Linked DNA regions of Homo sapiens: all the other regions are linked to region 2. A link is a loop called in an ENCODE intact Hi-C map of the cell type or tissue named here. Cell type or tissue: mammary epithelial cell. All regions are shown on one strand.

The links. A loop is a pair of places that touch in the nucleus more often than their neighbours do. Peaks named below come from ENCODE experiments on the same cell type or tissue, not always from the same donor. Only the 100,000 strongest peaks of a DNase experiment are listed, where the experiment ranks them.
Region 1: a loop joins it to region 2, with 13 times the contacts of the local background. A loop is called at or near these places in 2 of 110 quality-filtered maps.
Region 3: a loop joins it to region 2, with 5 times the contacts of the local background. A loop is called at or near these places in 2 of 110 quality-filtered maps.

What each region holds. Positions count from the first base shown.
Region 1 is chr9:13,087,874-13,090,373 of GRCh38, reverse strand. No RefSeq gene overlaps it. Among named protein-coding and RNA genes, the nearest start is that of SNORD137, 120 kb to the right of the region's middle. In mammary epithelial cell, CTCF peaks have their summits at 1,046 and 1,436 (motif pointing right); no DNase peak of the experiment used is centred here.
Region 2 is chr9:13,426,608-13,429,107 of GRCh38, reverse strand. The region is part of intron 1 of LINC01235 (long intergenic non-protein coding RNA 1235); the gene reads left to right. Among named protein-coding and RNA genes, the nearest start is that of LINC01235, 3.5 kb to the left of the region's middle. In mammary epithelial cell, a CTCF peak has its summit at 1,394 (motif pointing left); no DNase peak of the experiment used is centred here.
Region 3 is chr9:14,651,554-14,654,053 of GRCh38, reverse strand. The region is part of intron 7 of ZDHHC21 (zDHHC palmitoyltransferase 21); the gene reads left to right. Among named protein-coding and RNA genes, the nearest start is that of ZDHHC21, 41 kb to the left of the region's middle. In mammary epithelial cell, a CTCF peak has its summit at 1,109; no DNase peak of the experiment used is centred here.

The DNA of each region.
Region 1 (2,500 bases), 340 kb after region 2:
TAATAAGTGACTTTTAATTTAAGACAAGTATTTGAAAATGTTGGTTTTTTTCAAGAATCCAATACTTAAATAATTTATAAAAGTAGCTTATCATGTTAGCTTAATTGAAGGAAATTAAACAAGCATTAATCTTGTACATTTGAAGTTGGTGAAAGGAGATGAATGAATAGTAGCAAATTATTACCATTAATTTATTGAGCTGTACTCTGAAAGTTCCGACATTAAACCATTAGAATATATATAGAGAGAATATATATTAGAATACATATATAGTTCAGACATTAAACCATTAGAATATATATATATTCTAATGTATACAAATTTCTAGCAAGAAGCTACCTGAAATATTTTTCAGCTTCAACTCTTTCCTTAACAGAGTAGGAAAGTGTGGATGAACAATTTGCTTAGCAAGTATTAAAGTTCACTGATTATTACATCATATCTGTGATTTGGAGCTCAGTTAAGTTTTATCTGTTCTCCCCATAGCAATATCAGGCAAATTACCATATCAGTTTATTATTGTGCCAGCTACTAAATCTTGTGACAACTACATAGAAACAAGACTAAACATAAAAGATATTTTGATTACAATTGTGTTTACTGTTGATACAATTCTCTATACAAGCTTGATTAAATGTTTATGTTTGTATAATAGTGATTGTAATATCAAGTTACCAGGCAGAGCCATTTTGTGGATAATTTAATATTTTGTGCACTTAGAAAAGCATGTGTACATTGTATAGTCAATTGGCATATATATGGTTATAAAGCACATTCAGTAAATGGAAGTGCATTGCAAATGGATAAATTTAGATTAGTGATGAACATCATTAAAATGTTTTTATAAGAAGATGCAAGTTCCATTTATAAGGAAATTTTAGTAATAAAAAAGTAAGGATTACCCTACACGTTTTAGAGAAGTAAGTGTAGCAGATGAAATAGCTTACACCCACATTAAAACATGTGGAACACCCCAGGAGCATCAGCCATTTAGATTTCAACAACCAGTGCTCATCTGTGCACGCACAGTGCAACAGTGACACCACCGGGCCAGCTTTCTCAGACTTCTGGGGCTTTTCAAGGTGTTAAAAGGGAACTAGATGCTCACAAGAAATGCAAGAGATTGGGGGAAATGTGCAGACGATTAAAAACTCTGCTTTTAAATTATTGGGGGGGAAAAGAATCTTTCCAGCAATACTTTTAAAGTGCTGGTTCTGTGTTTGATGTGTTTTCCTCATTGACCTGAGTAAACAGAGAAAAAATCCGATGATCATTATGACTGATGAAGTAAACGTGGCTGTTCCTGATACTTCAGGCAATGTTGTCACTTGGTTGAACACCTTCCCATTTGGTTAAAATTCTCCAGGGAAAAATAAACCCACAAGAGAACACATGAAAGCCAGGAAACACCTTAATCTTCTTCTGGAATCCAAACACTAGAGGGCAGTAGAGTCCATGCTACTTCTGCTTTGTTCTCCTTTATCCGTTACCCTCCCCGCGCTCAACCCGCCCCTCCAGCTCCCACCCTGTCCTCCCCCTGATACCGCATCTTTCTCATTTCTTCTGAGTAGCTCTAAGAACTTTTCAGAAAAAGTAAAAGTTCCAGTACTTTTACTTCCAAAGTACTGGAGCATTACATTTTCTCAGAAACTTGTACAAAAGTAGAAAGTAAGATACAACTTTTTCCAGATTTGAGGATGTGGTTATATTCTTTTTGCTTCCATGAAAATTAGCTGTTTTTTAAAGTACATGTTTTGGGCAAAAAGAAGGGTATCGCACAGGCTTTAGTGGTTATTGAAAAAATTAACATCAAGCACTAAATCAATGAATTCTTAAGTCAACTCTTAAGGAATGCCTCCATTTGTAAAAATCCAACTTAAGGTGGGAAAATATAAAAGTGAAAAAGCCAGGCTCTTTGTATTCAGAACAAAACAACAAAAAAAAGAATTCTATATGAAGAACGTAAAATAATAGCTACAGGAAGTACTCAACACTTCTTAGAAGCCTGGCTTTTCATTGATATTACTATTTAGTATCATTGCTGGAATTTCGAAGAGAATAATGACCTTTTTAAATACATTTTTCCCCCGATTTTCTTTTTCTTTCTGTCCTCTAACATAAAGTTTTTATTTCTGGGTAAATGAAATATTTGGTTGAATTTTTTTTTTGATGTAAGTTTAAATGGATTTTGAGAGTGCTTATTTTGTGTTTTATTCAATAAAGTTATGTTGTAATACTTCACTGATAAAAGTAAAATCAGGCCGGGCGCGGTGGCTCACGCCAGCACTTTGGGAGGCCGAGGCAGGCGGATCACGAGGTCAGGAGATCGCGACCATCCTGGCTAACACGGTGAAACCCCGTCTCTACTAAAAAAATACAAAAAAAAATTAGCTGGGCATGGTGGCGGGCCCCTGTAGTCCCAGCTACTCGGGAGGCTGAGGCAGGAGAATGGCGTGAACCCAGGAAGCGGATCTTGCAGTGAGCGGAGATCGAGCCACTG
Region 2 (2,500 bases):
TTTTGATTGGAAGGCCCAGAAATCAACACAAAACATAGACCAGGTCCAACAGATTAAAAAGCATAAGTGATTTGAGAAAATACACACTTCCTGGAAATAGCACAGAACACTGTCCCCACTCAGTTAAAAAACACCTTTTTTTTCTTTCCAAGAAGCTCCACATGTTTTGTGAACAGGGGAAGTGATTTTGGTTTAGCATTTAGTTTGCCAATTGCAATGTGGCATACTGTCCCCAGAAAGTGGCACTTCTTTATGTACTCAGAACACAATTAACCCTATTATTTCTAGTATGCTTTCAGTGTAGCCTTAAGGAGTAATCTTAAATCTATCGGTGACGATCGGGTAGAGAGCTTAATGTTCATCTGTTAATCCGTATCAAAACAGAACACTGCTTTCTTTATCTTTTAGAGTAATTTTCTATTTCAAGTTTGGTAAGATTTCATGTCTTTAATATCATATATTTAAATATGCAATAGTTTATTTTTATGTTTACATTAGGGAGGGGAAACATTTAAGTGAATCAGAATGATTATTTCCAACTCTCTCTTCAAACTTTCTCTTACCTAGGGGGTTTACAACTGAATTCCGAGGCTGGTTGAGAAGTACTACTATCAGAGTAATCCTTTCCCCGGCTGTCTGCTAGGTTATCTGCAGATAGTTACAACTGCAGTTTATGTGTACATTATATATTAAGGTTTATTGAGATAAAGATAATACTTGGTGAAGTGCTTGGAAATTATTACTTATAATCCATTTTAGCTTAAACCTATTACAAAAAGGAGAAGTATATTTTAAACACTAGGCTGTGAATAACTGCTTTTTAAACTATAGCTGTGGAAATGAACTTGGGGTGAAGGGAATATAAGAAAAATCAATATGCTATATTTCACCACAAGGACGGCATCAAATATACCCAGAACATTAACTACAGAGGATTCTTCCTCCTGGATTAGAGATAATCAAACTTATTATCAACCTAATACATACAATTTTTCTTTTGAAAACTTCAAGTATAATTCTAGGTCAAACATCTTTTTTTGCTTTCTTTTTTTATGAGCTGGAGGAAGAAGCTGCTTTCTTTCTTGACTTGCAATCAGTCTCAGAAATGTTGAATCATTGCCTAGGTACATGAACTCAATTCTGAGCAGCTTTAATTTACAGCAGCCAACATTTCTATAACATAAGCTCTCTAAAAGGGGCCCACAGAAGAACCAGAAATCTGTGGTTGTGTAGAAAGTTTAATGGGAATGGAAAATCTCCACGTTTACACGTCTATTCTTGCATATTAATATCATTACATTTAAACTGTGGTTTGATTTCAAACATTGAATTAATTAAGGGAACTTCCAGGTCGAGTTATAATGCCAAATCAAATGCCAACAGCTCCCTCTACTGGCTACTAGGGGAAAACATTTGATCTCTATCAATCAGAAATTTGTTTACTTATTTAAAAAACATCTTCACCAAATTAAATTTTGATTAAAAAATGGCTAAGCTTTTTGGTAAACCTGAAAGATGTTCACTTATAATGATAGCAATACAAATGCTAAGAATTTTAGAAGTGGATAGTTACATGAATTTTCTCGAACTCTCGGCTTCAGGTGATCCGCCAGCCTCAGCCTCCCAAAGTGCTGGGACTACAGGCGTGAGCCACCTCTCCTGCCCAAGTTACGTGAATTTTCTAACATCAGTAAACAACTTCTGCCCTCTCTAAAAAACATCTGGTCATTCCCTTGCCTAGTACCCTCTATTACACAGAATTTGGGTTAGGGTTAAAATATAATTAAGGTTAGGTTTAGGGTTGCATTTTCTCCAACCTGACACAAATATCAAATTTGTTTTCCAGAAGCTGAGAAATCTTAATGGAAATATCAAATTTCTACATGATGCTTCCTTGTCTCTTGAGCTCTAAAAAAGACAAGAAGAAAATAAAAAGAAGTATCTATTGTTATTTCATCGAGAATAAATAGATCAGTTGTAAATTGTTTACAGTTTTGAAGCAAAGAAACATTGGATTCTTTTATTTAAACTCTGATATTTGATGTAACATGTAGTTTAGTGAGGGCAATAAATGTTAAAAATGTAAAAAGTAAAATGCATTTTCTTCTCAAAGTCCTTGCCCAATCCTTCTTGGAGACTACCCTCCACCACCTGAAACAATCAATCTATTTGGTTTCACTCATTTAGAGTTGTCTCTCCCTCAAATCCACCACCCCCACAACTCTTGGCCTCCTTTTCACACAGCCATATTCCCTGAACATAAATGGAAAATGTAATAGCACACTCAGAAGTTTTCAAATCCCACTCATTTCAACAAGTGAGACTTGACAAGGTTGATGTGATAGGCTCATGTGAGAGGTTTTAGAATTTTGACGTAAATGCACTGTGAAGGAAAACCTTTCTTTTTTTTAGAAAGGAAGCAATATAGCCCTACAGAGACAAGATCTTGCTCTGTGGATGTTCTCTGCCTTAACGATGAGGTCTTTCTTCCACCGTACCC
Region 3 (2,500 bases), 1.2 Mb before region 2:
AATGTGAATTGACAGGTACTTTCAGATAAAAAGCAGTGCAGAATATATGGCTCACCTTAACGCCTGTCTACTTTCTCTGAGATTTTGGCCTCTTAAGTTCTGGGGAGTTTGGCTACTTGCCAGTATCTTTAAACAGCTGTGTATTTATTAATTAATTGGATTTTATCTGGCTTTTAATAGTGTTTTTGGTGTGAGTGTTGGTCTCATACGAACTGTTTCCTCATAGGTGTCAATGGCAATAGCATTTTGTTTAAAAAATTTCTTCCCAGGTGATTTTAATCATTGCTGCCTAATTGCATAACTCCAGGAGGCAACACTCACATCATAGTCTATGTAAACAGTATCCTGTGGAGTTGTGCAGTGCAAAACTTCTGTGGCCATAAGGTCTGAGAAGTGCTGTAGAGTAGGGAATGAGACTCATGGTGGACTTCATAGGTGAGATAGAGATTAACCAAATGGGGAGATGAAGGAGGTCATTGCTGGGCAAAAAAAACAACAAAACCCTTGAGGCTGTAACTGGAATAATTGGTTTTAAGGGCAAATCTTTAGTAAAATTCCAGCAGTATAACAAACTTCTCTAAAGCTAAATAATAAAATAATGTTCTTACTTCAGCAGTTCTTTTGTAAATTACATTTACTGTGTTTTTCATAAAGGTAGAAAAAAATTACCAATAATTTCAGAACCAAAGTCACCATTATTACCATTGACATTTAAAAAAATAATGTTTTATGGTGGAATATTCTTCAAAAAATACTGCCTCATCAGTGTTTTTTGCAAGTCTTTTCCTGTGTTTCTTTCATTTTTCTCTAAAACAAGCAAAAATCTGTATCCAGCTGTTGATTATGTGTATAAAACTATGTGTGAATAAAGACAGTATCAGGAACTTCATCTTATTATCCTTTCTATTATTCAGGATATGGAATAAGATCCCCGAAGGTCCCTAACTATCTTTGGATATTGCATTAATGATTATTATACATATTTTTTGTGGGAGTAATGATGCAGTTAAAGCATGTGGTGGACTTTGACCCTGTGTTCTTCTGTCAGCCAGACTGAAGCAAAAGCTGTAGTCTGCATTTTCTTTCTACCCTTTCACGTAGATAGGTGGCAGCATAGTATCTTTTCTAGCCCATCTTTAAATTCCAAAGCTGAATGGAATTGCCTGGGTCAGAAGAGAAAGTGTTAACTTTCTTGTTTTTCTTTTCTTGTTTTTTAAGGCGAAAGTGTTTATTCATTAAACAACAACAACAAAAAAAATGAGTTGCACTTTGACCATTGATGTAATGGCACTTAACCTGTATTCAGTAGAAAACTGGTACGTTGTATGTTATGCTCATGGTAAAGACAGTTGAGAGAAAGCAGGTTGTTCACAAATTCTGGGAAATGAACAGATTGGGAGCCTGATTTTCTTCCATTTCTCTCTTCTCCTCGCCTTCTGTTTTCAGGAGAGCTCTTTCTGAGCTGGATTATTTTAATTTCTTTGCAAGTGCCCCATTGTTTTTTATAGTAACTTAATGCTTTTTAGATTTCTTCTTAATCTTTACTTTTAAAATATTCTTTTATCACGAACGTTCAAAGATTTATATGTTTTTACCATGTGAAGTTTTGAGGAAATACTTGAATTTATCTTTTGTTGAGGAAGTAAGGACTAAGATGTGCAGGAGATAAGGAATTTATAGTTTATCATGAATCAATGCCCAAATTTAGGATTTATTTTTTAAGCTATAGATATTGATTTATATTCTGAGTCTTATACTAAAAAAAGGCCTGTGAACCTAAAAAGAATTAGTATTTACTATCTTTATCAGAAATAGTAACTTAAAAAATCCCCAAATTCTCAGTGTAAAAAATGCATGTCTAGAAAAATTGCAGAAACTTGAGTAATAGTTTTGTTTTCTAAATAAATGGAGATAAATTAAACATTTTTTGTTAGAATCACTAAATCAATAAAGATTATAAACTTTGAGATGTTTGGAGAAGTTTTTCAGATGTTAGACATTAAATTAGTTTGCATCATTTGCATTTATCATTCCAGTATAATGTTGAATTTTACTTAAAACCCCTCTCGAAAGTAATGTTTGACTTTAAATATTTATTGGCATGAAAATCATTGTCTAGGTTCTAAAACCTGTAGATTGGGTAATGATTTGGCATTTAAGTGAATAAAATAGATGGATTTTGAAGAAAATGAACTTTCATTTTTTACCAAGGTCCATATTTGACTATTTCACATAGTTACTTTAAATGCTTATAAGCAGATGCCTAGTCATTTGGTATATTATGAAACTCTATTTCATTTTATTGGATACTGGTTATTTACCAAAACTAGAAAATTACGGTTTTCAATTAAATATGAAGGAAAGTACCACTGTATTTAAAGAGTATACCTTCTTAAATTTATTGTATGTTTATCCATGAATATTTTATTGGTAACATGTTTTCTTTTTATATTATTCTGGATTTGTGTATTACTTGGATTAGTGGAAAATGTCTACTCCT